Linked DNA regions of Homo sapiens: region 2 is linked to region 1. A link is a loop called in an ENCODE intact Hi-C map of the cell type or tissue named here. Cell type or tissue: Calu3. All regions are shown on one strand. Each heading gives the region's core, and the rest is flanking DNA. Links, peaks and the distances in the headings are about the cores only. Region 1 overlaps PTPRD (protein tyrosine phosphatase receptor type D). Region 2 overlaps PTPRD (protein tyrosine phosphatase receptor type D).

Region 1 (2,932 bases), core at 230-2,729:
TTATTTTCAAAAAAACTATTGCTACCATTCTTAAAAAACATTTATGATATAATAATCTTTTTTAATAATTTGATTAAGGAAGATGAATTAAAGATTTTAAAAATATATGTATGTAATTATATTTCCATAAGTTTATGTATACTTGTTGACACTTCTTACTGTTTAAAACTTACACATGCACATATATACATGCATACAAACAAAAATACTACTGAACAGGACTCAACTTTTAATCTCATTATCAGCTAATTATGTAGCGCCATTGTAACATGTATTTCCTCCTCTCAAGAAGCTTACATTTAGTATTTTATTCTGTATTTCCCTATTTGAATCTTATAATTTCTGTCATATTATACATACTTGGGTTTAGATGTCAAATTTAACGTTTACTAAGGAAAAAAATTAATAAAAGTATTAAAGCAGTTTTTAATTTTTTTGAAGTTTACTTTTTAGAATTATGTTTTACAGAACATAATTTTTCTTTTTTCAGAAGATTTTTATAGAATTGTAGATATTTTTGTAAAACACAAATTATGAGAACATTTTATTCTCGGTGACTTAAAAAGTTCCAGTAAGTTATGTTGTAATTTTTAAAGTTACAGTTAATAAAGGACTATATCTTGAACTTTCTACAAGACAGCACTCTGGAAGGTACCCACCTTCACCAATGTTAAAAACACATTGCTTGCCTTTAAGCAGCTTACAGTCTTACTAGGCAGAGAAAAAAGTGTAAGCAACAGTAGAGCACCCTCTCTTTTCTTAGAAATCAAAGGGTTTTCTTTCCTCAGGTGGTTGTATAATGATGAAAGCAACCCTCAGAACAGGGCAAATATGTATATTTGTTGACACTTCTTACTGTTTAAAACTTACACATGCACATATATACATGCATACATACAAACAAACAAAAATATTACTCAATAGGAACCACATGTTTATCTCATTATCAGCTAAGTATGTAGCACCATTGTAGCATATACACATACACAAGCCCTTGCTTGTCCTCTTACGTGGATCAAATAGATTAATTCATAGTTAGGGCAATTAGAAATTGCATTAGACTTCTTACAAGAGTTGTTATTTTAAACAATGCATTTTTTTTCCTGGAGTGTTTAATCTGGTATGTTCAAGGTATGGGGCTGGCAGCAGTAAGCTTGTGGAGTGAAAATCTTTTGGATGGAGGAGCAAAAGGTTTGAGCATGTGAACTTTTAGTTTCCTCTTAAAGCAGTGGTTCTCAGCTAGAGATTTTGTCCCAGGGGATATTTGGCAGTGGCTGGAGATATTTTTGATTGTGACACTGGAGGGCGCTACTGACATTCGATGGCTAGAGGCCAGGGATACTGCCAGGCATTCTACAACGCACAGGACAACAAATAATGCCAATGTTGCTGAGACTGAAAATCCCTGCCCTAGATGGGCGAATATATTTAGCCAACCCTCTTCACCCCTTTTGTAAAGGCCAGTTTAAGTTTGTTTCTATCACTTAGCGTTGAAAAGGTAGCATAAAACAGACGGTAGCCGTTGAGAGAGTTGTTCAACATTGTGGTTAAATAGGGATTCTGGGATGAGAGGATATAGTACTAGAAAGGGGATTTAAAAACAGGAAGGAGACAATGTGAGTAACAGATGAGGTGTTTTGTACAAATGGAACTCAGCAAAAGCCCTGAACTGGAGAAATACAAACTTATGATGAAATAGAAAGATCAATCTATCTGTGTTAGGTGGAAAGGAAGAGTGTCAGAAGGATCAAAAGTTACTTGGTAACAGATTGTTAGCCTTGAATGCCAAACTAAGGAGCACTTTAGAGTTTTTGAGGTCAAAGGAATCGTATTCTCTGAAACTATATATTTAAATCCCTAAGAAAACTATTAGTATAATACATAGTTACAAATTTAGAACATTTAAAAATAACAAATAAAAAATGCTGCCCCTCTGTTATAACCACTATTATTATTATTATCGTTATTATTATTATTATTATTATTATTTATAGCAACAGAGTCTTGCTCTGCTGCCCAGGCTGGTGTGCAGTGGCATGATCGTAGCTTACTGCAGCCTGCAACTCCTGGGTTCAAGCGATTCTCCAGCATCAGCCTCCTGAGTAGCTAAGACTAAACAAGCACACTACCACACTCAGCCAATTATTTAAAAAAAAAAAAAAAAAAAGATGGAGATGGGGGTTTGCTATGTTGCTTAGGTTGGTCTTGAACTCCTAGCCTCCAACAATTCTGCCACAGCATCCCAAAGTACTGGGATTATAGGGATGAGCTACCACACCTGGCTGTTAATCACTATTTTTTTAGCATATTTTTTTAGCATAAATTTTGACAAAATTTTCTCTACAAGTAAATCTTTTACATAAACAAGATCATTAGATATGTGTGATTTTTATTTCACTTTTACTGTATTCACCTAATAATAAGTTTCTCAGAGCATAGAAACTATTCCAAAATTTTAATGGCCAGATAGTTTATTAAATGTATACAGCATTTTCTTATTGTTGGTCTTCCTGTTGTTATCAATTAAAAAAATAAGACTTTAATGAACATTTTTGTGCATAACATTTATATTTACTATTATGAAGAGAGTCTGATCAAATGCATAAGCATTTAAGACTCCTGGTAAGACATGCCAAAATGTTTTAAGAAACATTGTACCAATTTATATTCCAGTCCAAAAATAAACTCTAGTTATTCTTAAAATGTAAGGTAATTCTTAACCAAGAAATGCCTTGGGCAAGAATTTTCTTTCTTTCTCATATCTTGCTAGTAGGTGTCAATCATTTGCTATCAGTGACTGAAAAACTTAACCATTAAAAAAATTATGAATTCATCTTTTTATTCATAAACCACGACTCTAATAATACATTAACGTACATTTTTTTCATTGCTTAAACCATAGTTGCTTCCTATATAAATTTGTTCTTAACAC
Region 2 (2,932 bases), core at 160-2,659, 220 kb after region 1:
ATTTCTTTTATGCCACTTACATTTTAAACATCTCCATCTTTTTTCTCAAACCTCATCTTTATCCAGTTCAAGGACTGCAGCTCTCTTTTGCTCTTGAACTACCCGAGTGTCAGGGCTCCTCCCTAATCACTCAAATACCTTATAATTCCAGGCATCCTAATCCTGCGTAATCATCCTACCACCACCTTTCTGCTCTTTCTGCTTGCTAAATTTGACTCTGTTAAAATTCAGATATCTTTGGGGAGTTTACCATTTAAGTTACTATGAATTGTTAGCATTTTAGTGAAAGAAACACTTGATAATAGGATTTGTTTTGGGGAAGGGTGGGAGTTGATGGTCAACGTTAGTTTTCTGGGTTGATAAGGAGCTAAGAGGATTAAATATATGAATGAAAAGTTATAGGAAACTACTTTCCTTGCCTTGCATGCTGAGGTCATAAATCCTACCTCCTCGAAGATTTTTTTCCCCCAGCAGTTTCTAGAGTGGTTTTAGAGTATTAATGAAATTAGTAGTAAAAAATATGGGAATCTATCACTGGAAGAGTAGGGATTAAAGATATGTAATAAAACTGGAAACCAAAATGAATCAGTGAATATAAAAACAAGTAGACAGCTGGAATGAATCCAGATAGCAATGGTCAGAAGCACAGGTCAAAGATTATATAAGAAGCCAGTACCCAGCATTTACACCGAAGTTGAAGGTCACCATGAAATCATGGGTATAAACAATATAAGGGGTCAGTAAGCAGACCTGAAGTACTGGGGGCTAGTGAGTCTTGAGTACTTATTGACCAGAACTGAAACAGAGATCGAAGTAAGAATTTAAGAAGAAAAGGTTAGCAAGGCAGAACAAGGAGTACAAAGGACATGAGGGCTGAGGTTAAGACAAGCAATAAAGCAATGCAGAAGATCAAGGAACTAGTCCCTGCTAGATGCTAGAAAACCAGGCAATAAAAATGTGGCAAATATCTGTCTCACGTAGGAAACCTTGTATATGTTTTCTGCTTTGCAGCGAGAAATAGATGGCTGGATTCAAGAGCAGAGCTAGCATACAACTCAGAGACAGCTAATGCTTATTTAGGAAACTGGAAAGTTCACTCTGTTATAATGGGAACTATCAGAAATGAGGATTATTTGGTAATCCTGTTGGAAAGACAGGAAAAGAAATAGAGTAAGGTGGGTAGTGAGAGGAGCTAATATTTCTGTGCTAGGCTTTTTACCTCTATTAGCCCATTTAACCACACTTGCACCAATTTTGAGAAGTTAGTAGTTGTCTTTGGTAGATGAAATAATTATGTCTGAGTCAAATTAAATGAATTGCCTATGGTCACCCACCTGATTTTTCAAGGAAGTAAACAAATTAACACTGTGAGAATAAAACTTAATTTCCCAGTGTTTTCCTATTGCAGTGATGCACCATAAGAAAAAATGAAATTTCAATGTTTACATAGTTATAGAGTCAACACAAATTTTGGCAGGGGTATAAATGTTGGAGCCATAGAGGTGGGAACAAAAAAGTATGTGGGCAGTGTTGAAACAAAAGTTGAGGGATGCTAAATTGCAAACACAAGGAAGATATTTTCCTTGGCTACATTTTGTAGAGCCTGATTTGCTCTTCAGAATTTTATTTATTCAAACTAATAAAATGAAATAAATAATTGTAACATATATCTAACAATCATTGTGTGTTCAGCAAATGCCAGATATGCTAAAATATCTACAGGCATTATCACACAAGCACACACACACACGCACACACACACACACACACACACACAGTTAGTTGATTTTATCTTCATTTTACCTATGAGGAAACTAAAATATAGATAGATTAGGATACAATCCTAGATCAATATATTTATTAAAGGTTTGGAGCAGAGATTTGCACACCAGTGCCACTCCTTCATATTGTAGTCTTCAAACATTGTAATTTTATGTTCACAAAATAATAATTTTAACTTACGTATGCTATAGGTGGAAATATTCAAACTATAGGTGAGCTGACTCTTAAAAATCATTCTTTGTCATACAAGATAGAAAAAGATGTTTATGTAGTAAAACACTCATGGGAACAAAATGTCCTTGGCATTTAAAATTGAATATACAATTTCCATGCATATTTGATCTACTTATTATCAATAAAATATTTCACTTTGGATGTCTGTAATTGTTGTTCACTGAGTGTGCAAAACACATTTTTATATGACAGGTGTCGTGATGTTTTGAGACTAGCTCAGTTTTCGTGGTATTTCCATTTTTAAACAAGGAAGGCATTTGCCTAAACTAACTTGTCTTCACTATAGAAATATTATTCAGAATAACAGCATATACTTGTGAATCTTTATTAATTGAGTGAGGAATATTAATTGCTCTCTGAGTGCAATCATCCATCTTATCATTTCAAGTAAGTGGTCCATGTTTAATTGAATGTATTTTTCTCTAAAACAAACCATTGCATAGTTGCAAGTAAATAACATCTATATTTAGATATGCCTTGTTTTGTGAGAAACATTGAAGCATCCGAGGCAACTTCTGATAATCTTTAATATTTTTCATTCTGTTTTTCAGAGTGACATGTGCCTAGAAAAATCAATGTAGGGAATTTTGAAAAATAATTTTTTAAAGGTAAAAAAAGATTACAGGATTAGTTTTGGTTTTAAACGTCCATATTTTTCTAAATCCCTGAAACAACTTTGAATATTGTGGCTATAATTTAAGTTTCTCAAATTCCTCAGTGAACTATAAGAAATTTTTCTAAGATAAAATGTTAGAAGTTCAAAGATGCAGTTGTGTTTTACCCAGGGAAATCTTAAAAATTGTATGGATAACTGAGAAAATAATTAGATAAAGCAGAATATAATATTGAAATTATCTCTAATGCTTTGTACTTTTGTGTGTTTATCTATTGTCACTAATGAAGTCATCTGGAAAAG

What was found. Hi-C counts contacts between places; a loop is a spot of excess contacts. Peaks named below come from ENCODE experiments on the same cell type or tissue, not always from the same donor. Only the 100,000 strongest peaks of a DNase experiment are listed, where the experiment ranks them.
Region 2: a loop joins it to region 1, with 3 times the contacts of the local background. A loop is called at or near these places in 11 of 110 quality-filtered maps.

Annotation. Positions count from the first base shown.
Region 1 is chr9:10,267,351-10,270,282 of GRCh38, reverse strand. The region is part of intron 3 of PTPRD (protein tyrosine phosphatase receptor type D); the gene reads left to right. Among named protein-coding and RNA genes, the nearest start is that of PTPRD, 340 kb to the left of the region's middle. In Calu3, for the core only: no CTCF peak of the experiment used is centred there; a DNase peak (open chromatin) is centred at 1,322.
Region 2 is chr9:10,046,158-10,049,089 of GRCh38, reverse strand. All of the region lies in intron 3 of PTPRD (protein tyrosine phosphatase receptor type D), which reads left to right. Among named protein-coding and RNA genes, the nearest start is that of PTPRD, 570 kb to the left of the region's middle. In Calu3, for the core only: no CTCF peak of the experiment used is centred there; no DNase peak of the experiment used is centred there.